Linked DNA regions of Homo sapiens: region 1 is linked to region 2. Evidence: read pairs that join two places in POLR2A ChIA-PET (ENCODE). Cell type or tissue: Panc1. All regions are shown on one strand. Links, peaks and the distances in the headings refer to the core of each region. The heading gives the core; the rest is flanking DNA. Region 1 overlaps LOC101927284 (a long non-coding RNA gene). Region 2 overlaps LOC101927284 (a long non-coding RNA gene).

Region 1 (4,404 bases), core at 238-4,237, 61 kb after region 2:
CAACATGCAAAACACACACACACACACACACACACACACACACACACACCCCCCACTGTAGTACTGGAAGAGCTACATAATAAGTGTGCTTATGAATAACTCATTAAACAAAGACCACCTCTTGACATCCTCTTGTCTTTCCTCTCCATTCCAAGTTTTACCAGCAACACAAATATTTGATACTACAGCATTTTTACAAATTGAAGGTTCGTGTCGATCCTGCGCTGAGCGAGTATATCGCTCACTTTGTGTCTCTGTGTCACATTTTGGTAATTCTCACAATATTCAAATTTCAAAGTTTGAAATATTTCAAACATTTTAATTATTACTATATCTGTTTTGTTGATCTGAGAGCAGTGATCTTTGATGTTACTATTGTGATTGTTTTGGGGTGCCATGAGCTATACCTATATAAGACAATGAACTTAATTGATAAATGTTGTTTTTGTTCTGACTGCTCTACTGACCATTGTTTCCCCATCTCTCCCCCTCCTTGGGTCTCCCTATTCCCTGAGACACAGTGATATTAAAATTAGGCCAATTAATAGCCCCTACAATGACCTCTAAGTATTCAGGTGAAAGAAAGAGGTACAAGTCTCCCACTTTAAGTCAAAAGCTAGAAATAATTAAGCTTCAATGAATGAAGGCTGAGAAGGGTAAGGAAGCTGCAGAAGAAAAACTGACAGCTGGCAGAGTTGGTTTGCGAGGTTTAAGGAATAAAGTTTTCTCCATAACATAAAAGTGCAAAGTGAAGCAGCGAGTGCTGATGGGGAAGCTGCAACAAGCTATCCAGAAGATCTAGCTAAGATCATTGATAAAGGTAGCTTTGCTAACAAATTTTCAGTGGAGACAAAACAGCCTTGGATTGGAATAAGATGCCATCTAGGACTTTCATAGCTAGAGAGAAGACAATGCTTGGCTTTAAAACTTAAAAGAAGAGGCTGACTCTCTTGTTAGGGGCTAATGTGACTGGAGACTTTAAGTTAAAGCCAATGCTCATTAACCATTCTGAAAATCCTAGGGTCCTTAGGAATGACACTAAATCTACTCTACTTGTGCTCTGAAAAGGGGAAAATAAAGTCCAGATGACAGCACATTTGTTTAAAACATGGTTTACTGAATATTTTAAGCCCACTATTGAGAACTACTGCTCAGAAAAACATTGCTTTTTTCCAAACATTACTGCTCATTGACAATATACCTGGTCACTTATGAGCTCTGATGGAGATGTACAAAGAAATTAATGTTGTTTTCATGCCTGTTGAGGTGGTTTGGGTCTGTGTCCCCACCCATATCTCATGTGGAATTGTAATTCCCAGTGTTTGAAGTGGAGCCTGATGCAAGGTGACTGGATCATGGAGATGTTTCTCATGAATGGTTTAGCACTATCCCCTTCGTGCTGTTCTGGTGACAGTGAGTGGGTTCTCATGAGATCTCGTTGTCTAAAAGTGTGTGACACCTCTCCCTTTGCTCTTGCTGCTCCTGCCATGTAAGACACCTCTCTCCCCCTTCACCTTCTGCCATTATTGTAAGTTTCCTGAGGCCTTTCCAAGTCATGCAGATGCCAGCATCGTATTTCCTGTACAGCCTGCAGAACCCCAAGCCAATTAAACCTCTTTTATGTATAAAATACCTAGTCTCAAGTATTTCTTAAAGCAATGTGAGAACTGACTAGTACATCTGCTAATAGTACATCCATTCTACAGTCCATGGATCAAAGCAGTGTATGTAATGTTGTTTTTGTGTAAGAAAGGGGAGAGGATAACAACATGCTTTCAAATTTGCTTATATCTGCAAAAAGAACTCAGGAAGAATGCAGAGGAAACTAAATGAGTAGTTGTTCATAGAGAAGTGGAGGAGATGAAAACCAGAGTAGAGGTGATGACGCAGCCCCCAAATTGGGGCTTAGCCTGGGAAGGTCCGTGGTTTCCCCCAGGAAAGAATTCAAGGGCAAACCAGTGGTATTAGCAACTTTTATTGGACCAACAGTGTACAGCAGCAGCAGAAGTACTGCTCCCTGCAGAGTAGGCCTACCCCATAGAAAGTGTGCCCAGAATAGCTGCTCAGACGCAGTGCTGCAGTCATATTTATACCCGTTTTTAATTATGTGCAAACTAAGGGGCAGATTATGCAGACATTTCTAGAAAAAGGATGGTAACGTCTGGGTTGTTGGGTTGTTGCCATGGAAAGGGGTGGTAACTTCCGGTTGTTGCCATGGCAATGGTAAACTGACATGGCACACTGGTAGGTGTGTCTTATGGAAAGGTGCTTCCACCTCCTCCCTGTTTTAGTTAGTCCTCAATTTGGTCCGGTGTCTGGGCCCTGCCTCTGAAGTTGATTGCGTCCTGCCTCCTGAGTCACGTCCTGCCTCCATCCTCAGTAAGACCTCTCAATGTTTACCCTGTTAAAGCATTTTGATATTTGAATTGTACAAATGTATAACTCTTCAAACCAAATCCAACAAATAAAGTCTCTAAAGAAAAATATATAACTTTTTATAATTCTAGGAGTAACACCTACTTACGGAATATTTTAAAAGAACAGGGATATAAAAGCAATCCTTCATAATCCCATTTCTAGAAATAATCACTGTAAAGATTCTGGCATATTTCCTTTCAATCTCCCATGCAGATCTCCATAAATATTTGTGTCTATACTTACAAAGTTGAGATCACACTTCAATACACTTTTGTACTTTGCAGTTAACACTTGAGATAATTTTACAAGCATTTTATTATGTCATTTAAAACTCTTGATAATAATCATAATCTTAATATTCATTCTTCAAAAAACGTTAATAGTAAAGTCCATTATTCCTAACCATTGATTAAAAAATTCATTCCTAATTAACTGTAGCCTTAAGGCTTCCCTCAGGTTTCCCAAACAGGGCACATGCAGGACAATGCTTTCAGGACATCTTTGTCAGAGCTCCCTCAGCCATGCTGAAATGCTGTTTTGCCACATTAACAGGGAGCACCATGGGAACCACTCTAGAGGGTTTGTTAAGAGGAGAGGAGCTCAGAAGGCATATTCATGGAATACACAATTCTTGAACTTCATCAATGCCCAGGACTGTTGTCATTGTTGACTGACACAGTGCTGGGATATTTCACTACAGGCATACCTCAAAGATATTGTGGGTTCCATTCCAGACCACCACAATAAAGTTAATCTCTCAGTAAAGTGAGTCACCCAAATATTTTGATATCCCAGTGCATATAAAAGTTACATTTACACTATACTATAATCTATTAAGTGTACAATAGCATTATGTCTGAAACAACAATGAACATATTTTAGTTTTATAATAATTTATTGCTAAAAAATGCTAATGGTCATCACCATCTGAGTCTTCAGTGAGTGGTAATCTTTTTGCTAGTGGAGGGTTTTGCCTCCATGTTGATGGACGCTGACTCATCAGCGGGTGGTTGCTGAAGGTTGGGATGACTGTGGCAATTTCTTAAAATGAAAAAAAAATGAGGTTTGCCACATCAAATGAGTCTTCCTTTCATGAAAGATTTCTCTGTAGCATGCAGTGCTGTTTGATAGCATTTTACCCACAGTTGAACTTCTTTAAATATTGGAGTCAATGTTCTCAAGCCCTGCAGCTGCTTTATCAACAACATTTATGTAATATTTAAATCCTTTGTTGTCATTTTGACAATACTTACAGGATCTTCATTAGGAGTAGATTCCCTCTCACGTAACCACTTTCTTTGCTCGTTCATAAGAAGCAACTCCTCATCCACTCAAGTTTTATCATGAGACTGAAGCAATACAACTACATCTTCAGGCTCTATTATATATTTTCTCCTCTGCAAAAAGAGTTATGAAATAATTTTAAAATTTAAATGATTTTAAAGTACTTTTAAAATTTAAATGATTTTAAAGTAAAATAATTTGTAGTATACACTGAAGGCAAAAAGTGTTATATAAATGCTAAATAATAATATTGTAAAGCCCCTATATTCTGTGATAATGAGCACTATATAAATGCTAAGTGGAAAAGAATAGAAAATGTAGTGTTTCGAAATGGCTTATAAATGTATCAGGTTTCTTGTGTTTCATATGCACTATATATATAGGACTTGCAGCAAAAATGCAAAAGCAAATACTTATCTATTTTAATAATTGTATAGCTGTACTATTCATTATAACACTGTGACTCTCTAAATCATTTTGTACCTAAGAAGAAGAGGTCTTTTCCTGTTAGCTATTACTGTGAAACAAAATACCCCAAACCTTAGTGGCTTAAGTCATCAAGCATTTTATTACCTCTTATGATTCTGTGAATTACCCAGGCTCAGATGCCTGCTCCATATGGTTCACCTGAGGCTGGAGTCATTTGGAGGCTCAATTGGTTGGACTACCCAAGATGGCTTACTTGCATAGGTGGCAGTTGCT
Region 2 (4,404 bases), core at 313-4,312:
ATACTCTTCCCCACTCGTAAAAGCAACCGAGCGCAGCTCTTTGGTCTGATAAATGGGCTCCTTTCAACGGGTGGCAGGCTTCAGGAAAAAGAGATAATCCTGGATAATGTGGACACAGTTTTCATTTCATGTCACCCAATTAAACCGCAATTATCCAGAGTGCAACAGCAGAAAAACTGGAAAGAATGGCCGGAGAATGAGGCACTGAGGCACCCTGGGATTCTTTCTACCACGCACATTAGCCTAGATTTGTTCTGTTCTGATAATAAAGTGCCGGCCTAAGCACTCAGCCACACAAAACCGTGGCCAGACCAGCTGCAACCTGTAGCTGCACAAGAAATGCTCCCACAAATTCGATGAGAAACAGCAGTTCAAGTCACAGTCACTTTTTTGTTGGGTAATTTGCATTTAAAGTCAAGGTCTGCGTGGCGATTAACCATCCCCTAAGCCTCTTCAGCACCCTGGTTAGCCTTGCCTTTCCACAGACGGAACCAGGTGGAAATTTCTTATCAGAAAAGAGCAAAATACTTTCTCTGCCATGACAGTTTCAGCACCACATGCAATACCAGCCCAAGAACCAATCATCGGACAGTAAGAGAGAGTGATGATAACTCTGTTATTACAAACACATTTAATAAATCATGCAAAGACATATTAGTCTGAAGCCTGACTAGATATAAACATTTCAGTGAACAGCTGGCTCATCAATTGAGAGGCTTTTCCTTCATTTAAATGTGATGATCTTCAGCCCTGTTAAGAACTACAATTATGCAATGGGGAGTATCTAAAAGGAGCCGTCGTCTTACATTTCTGAATTATGCCGTTTTCAGATTCCCCAGTAGCATAAAACACTGGACTTTTAGTAGAGGAAATGAAAGATAATGCAAACCTTAAGTGTGTAGCTCTAATGGAAATAATTATAGTCATATCTGTAAACACAGCCAAGAGAAAATTAATAATAGTAGAATTCACTGGAGAAAAAAAATAGAATGGAATAAAAATGACCTTTGAGGATGACATTGTCAGAATACAGGAAGATAAATAAGGCAGGTCCCAAATTTACAAACTCCAAAATAACATTTTCATCACTGATAACATAAATCTTTGGATTGATGAATACCCTCCTAAAATAAACTGTACAACTTTACCAGCTGGTATATTTAGTGATGAAGCAACTACGTTAATCTCATAAAATTATTCTCTAGTGTGCTGTTTGGCCCTATATCTCGTCTTCTTTCCTCTTTTTGAGATGGATACCATCTTAATCTTTTTGAGAAGAGCCATTTACGGCTCCTAAAGGTAGCAAATGAGACAGAAGAGTCACTCAAAGTTGGCTTTAACCAGAATAATTTACCCGAGTGTTGCTGTCAACAGGCCTGGAGCTCTGCGACCTCTACCAGGCTCTAGCAGAACAGAGGTAAAAACAAACAAACAAAAAAAAAACACCATCCTAAAATACCCTGCCTGTCTGCCTTTTTCCTCAGGTGATATCAGAAGCCCAAGGTGCTATCTTACCCCAGGCCTTTAAACCAGTGTGGAAGAGCACACCATTGCAGTCACACAGAAAACATCTTTTAAAAATTGGAGAGATGTTGAGATGAATTTGAAAACTGGTTCATTCTTCAGTAATCAAAAATGCAACAATAGTGACTGTAATGATGTAACAACACAAGACAACATATACGTGCCTTTCATCTAAGCTCAAAGCACTAGACAAATAATAGTCTGGGCTAGGATCCCATCCTATGCAGCTTTATGGGAGAATCCACACAATTACAATAACATAATGATACTATGATAGTGATAATAATACCTTATGTTTACATAATGCCTATCTCGGGGAAACCTGAGTAGTTTAGAGATGCTAATCTAATTAAACTCCAGAGCCCAGTCAGACAGGTAGGAGGCAGGTATTTTTCATGCAGAAGCTGTTTAGGAAGTGATGGGAATACTAATATCTTCCACCTCCCTTCCCCCTAGGTATTTGTGAACATAAAGAAAAAAGGTAGCTCAGATTGAAATCTTCTAACTACATGGAAGAACAATGATAATAGTAGAATATAATAATACTGCTTAGATCACTTGTCATCTGATATACTTGTTTTTCAAATTATAGGTTGAATTCATATCCTGTCTTCTTCCATGGGAGATTTTCACACAGCTCCAACATGTGGAAGGAAAGGGAGAAGTAAAGCCATGCTCTTCTGCTGACAAACCTCAGGTAGTTTCTTCAACCATTCCTAGTAGGGCATAATTTCAACTTCCCTGGGGATAGCTCCCTAAACATTTCACAGGGATGGCTCATACAACCTCAGGTCATTTGAAATGGACTTTTTAATATCTACTTTTGGCTTTTGGAGACATTAAGTTCAGAATATTAAAAATAATACTAATAATGAGGCTGTACTTTTGCCTCAACTTGAGAGGAGCTCAGATTAAATAAAATAGCTAAGTATAAAGCAACATCTTAAAATATTACACATGATATAGACAAATTCAATGGAAGGAGAGTTTATATAGGATGACTCCCCTTTCATTAATTACTAGATAGTTTGAAAAAAAAAAAGACTTCATTTTAAACCAATCTCAATATTCGATGAGAGCTATAGCATTTATCAAAGTCTGTAATCATGTTGTTTACTTATTTACCTGTTTATTTTCCCTACCCTTGAAGATGAGCTCTGTGAGGGCCAGAACCACATCTCTCTTATTTCATTATTGTATTCCCACAATATCATGTCTTTAGTACATCATAGATGTTAAATAAATATTTCTTGAATGAATGAATGAATGAAGAAAGAGCCTCCAGCACCGTAAAATGATTAGGTACCTGGACTGTGCAGTCAGCAGATCTGGGTTTGAATTAGGATTCCACTGCCTACTAGGTTTTCAAATCTGGACAAATCTCCTAAGCAATTTTAGCCTCAATTTTCACATCTGAAAATGGGAATTATATATTTGAGGGTTACTATAAAGATTAACTAAAATGATGTAGGTAAAGTCATTAACCTAAATACTTAATAAATATTAGGGTTTTTTTTTCTTTCAAAACAGAATGTTAGGTTGACCCAATGTTTAAGGCCAATAATGTACTTCTGAAATCTGTAGCTTTCCCGTTTCTCCTCCCTGCACAGTTTACCACTAGGCATCATCATCTAATACAGATATATGGCTTTCTTCCCTGGCACTGTGGCCCATAGCACTGGTTTAAAGAAGGTGGCACTGCCTCAGTGCACCCCCTTCCCCCCACTTATTCCTAGGTCCTGGACTGTTTCTGCCTTGACCTCTGTAACTCGTACCCAGAAGCTGCCACCTGTAACTCCCTGCAACCATCAGGACTCTGGGGGTTTGGGGGGTGGGGGGTGAGGGGTGGGGTGCTGGGCTGATATTCTCTGATATCGTGGTTCTACCCACATTCAGGCCAGGCTAGAAAGCAAAGGAAGGAGCTTCCAATCACCCCTACAACTTGCTTCACATGCCCCCCAAACTCACCCTCCTGTTCCAGGTTGGCTGTTAAGGGAATAAGGTCATTTTAGGATAGAGACAAAGAGGGAGAGGTGGCAGTGCCTTAAAAACTCCTGTGTGCCCCGACTGTAAAAGGGAAAGATTTGTCCAGCACTCTCCCTCTTATTCTTCTCCCTTCCCCACCAAACAAATGCTTCTGGGCAAACACATTAGCCTGAGGCATTGAAGGCAATCCTCAGAGAGCCAGAGAGAATGCAGATGAGGCAGGATCTCCGCTTTGTCCCACAGGACTCTTGTTTTGTCAGTATGGGGACACCCTGGGCAGTTTTCCAAGCCTCGTGCATCTGTTTAACAAATCTGCTCCCAGCTGAGGGCTGTAAGCCGGTTGGAAGGGGCCTTGCTGAGTTTGCAAAAGAATGTGAGCTGGTGCCAACAAGCCTTCTGGGGGTCAGGGAGGAGGAACTTGGTCTCTTCTCCTCCTCTACACAGGCCTGAATCAGGAGGACGAAATAGGTTGAGTGACTAAGAACAGTCATGATGCCGGAACCCTTACTCTGCTGCTTACAGCTGCTTGATCCTTGACATGGTATTTAACCTCTCTAGACCTCAGTTTCCTCACCTGTAAAGGGGAGATAAGCTTGCTATAAGAATTAAATGGGTAATATGTGTAAAATGCACAGCACAGGCACATACAAGTGTAGGATCAATGTTGTCCCTGACTGTTATTTGTGGGCTGTATTTATAATAGCAAAAAAATGTACAAATGTCCACTGATGATGGACTGATTAAGTAAGCTATAGTAAATCCACACCGAAATGATTGAGTATCTTGCTAAAAATACAAAAATTAGCTGGGCATGGTAGTTCATGCCTGTAATCCCAGCTACTCCGGACGCTGATTGCTTGAACCCGGGAGGTGGAGTTTGCAGTGAGCCAGATC

Evidence for each region. Peaks named below come from ENCODE experiments on the same cell type or tissue, not always from the same donor. Only the 100,000 strongest peaks of a DNase experiment are listed, where the experiment ranks them.
Region 1: POLR2A ChIA-PET joins it to region 2 with 8 read pairs; 2 of 35 experiments call an interaction of 5 or more read pairs at or near these places.

The regions. Positions count from the first base shown.
Region 1 is chr13:94,763,819-94,768,222 of GRCh38, reverse strand. LOC101927284 (a long non-coding RNA gene) reads right to left here. Exons shown (of 5, transcript NR_110754.1): 2 at 3,672-3,815. Among named protein-coding and RNA genes, the nearest start is that of SOX21-AS1, 53 kb to the right of the region's middle. In Panc1, for the core only: no CTCF peak of the experiment used is centred there; a DNase peak (open chromatin) is centred at 2,518.
Region 2 is chr13:94,825,147-94,829,550 of GRCh38, reverse strand. The region is part of intron 2 of LOC101927284 (a long non-coding RNA gene); the gene reads right to left. Among named protein-coding and RNA genes, the nearest start is that of SOX21-AS1, 110 kb to the right of the region's middle. In Panc1, for the core only: no CTCF peak of the experiment used is centred there; no DNase peak of the experiment used is centred there.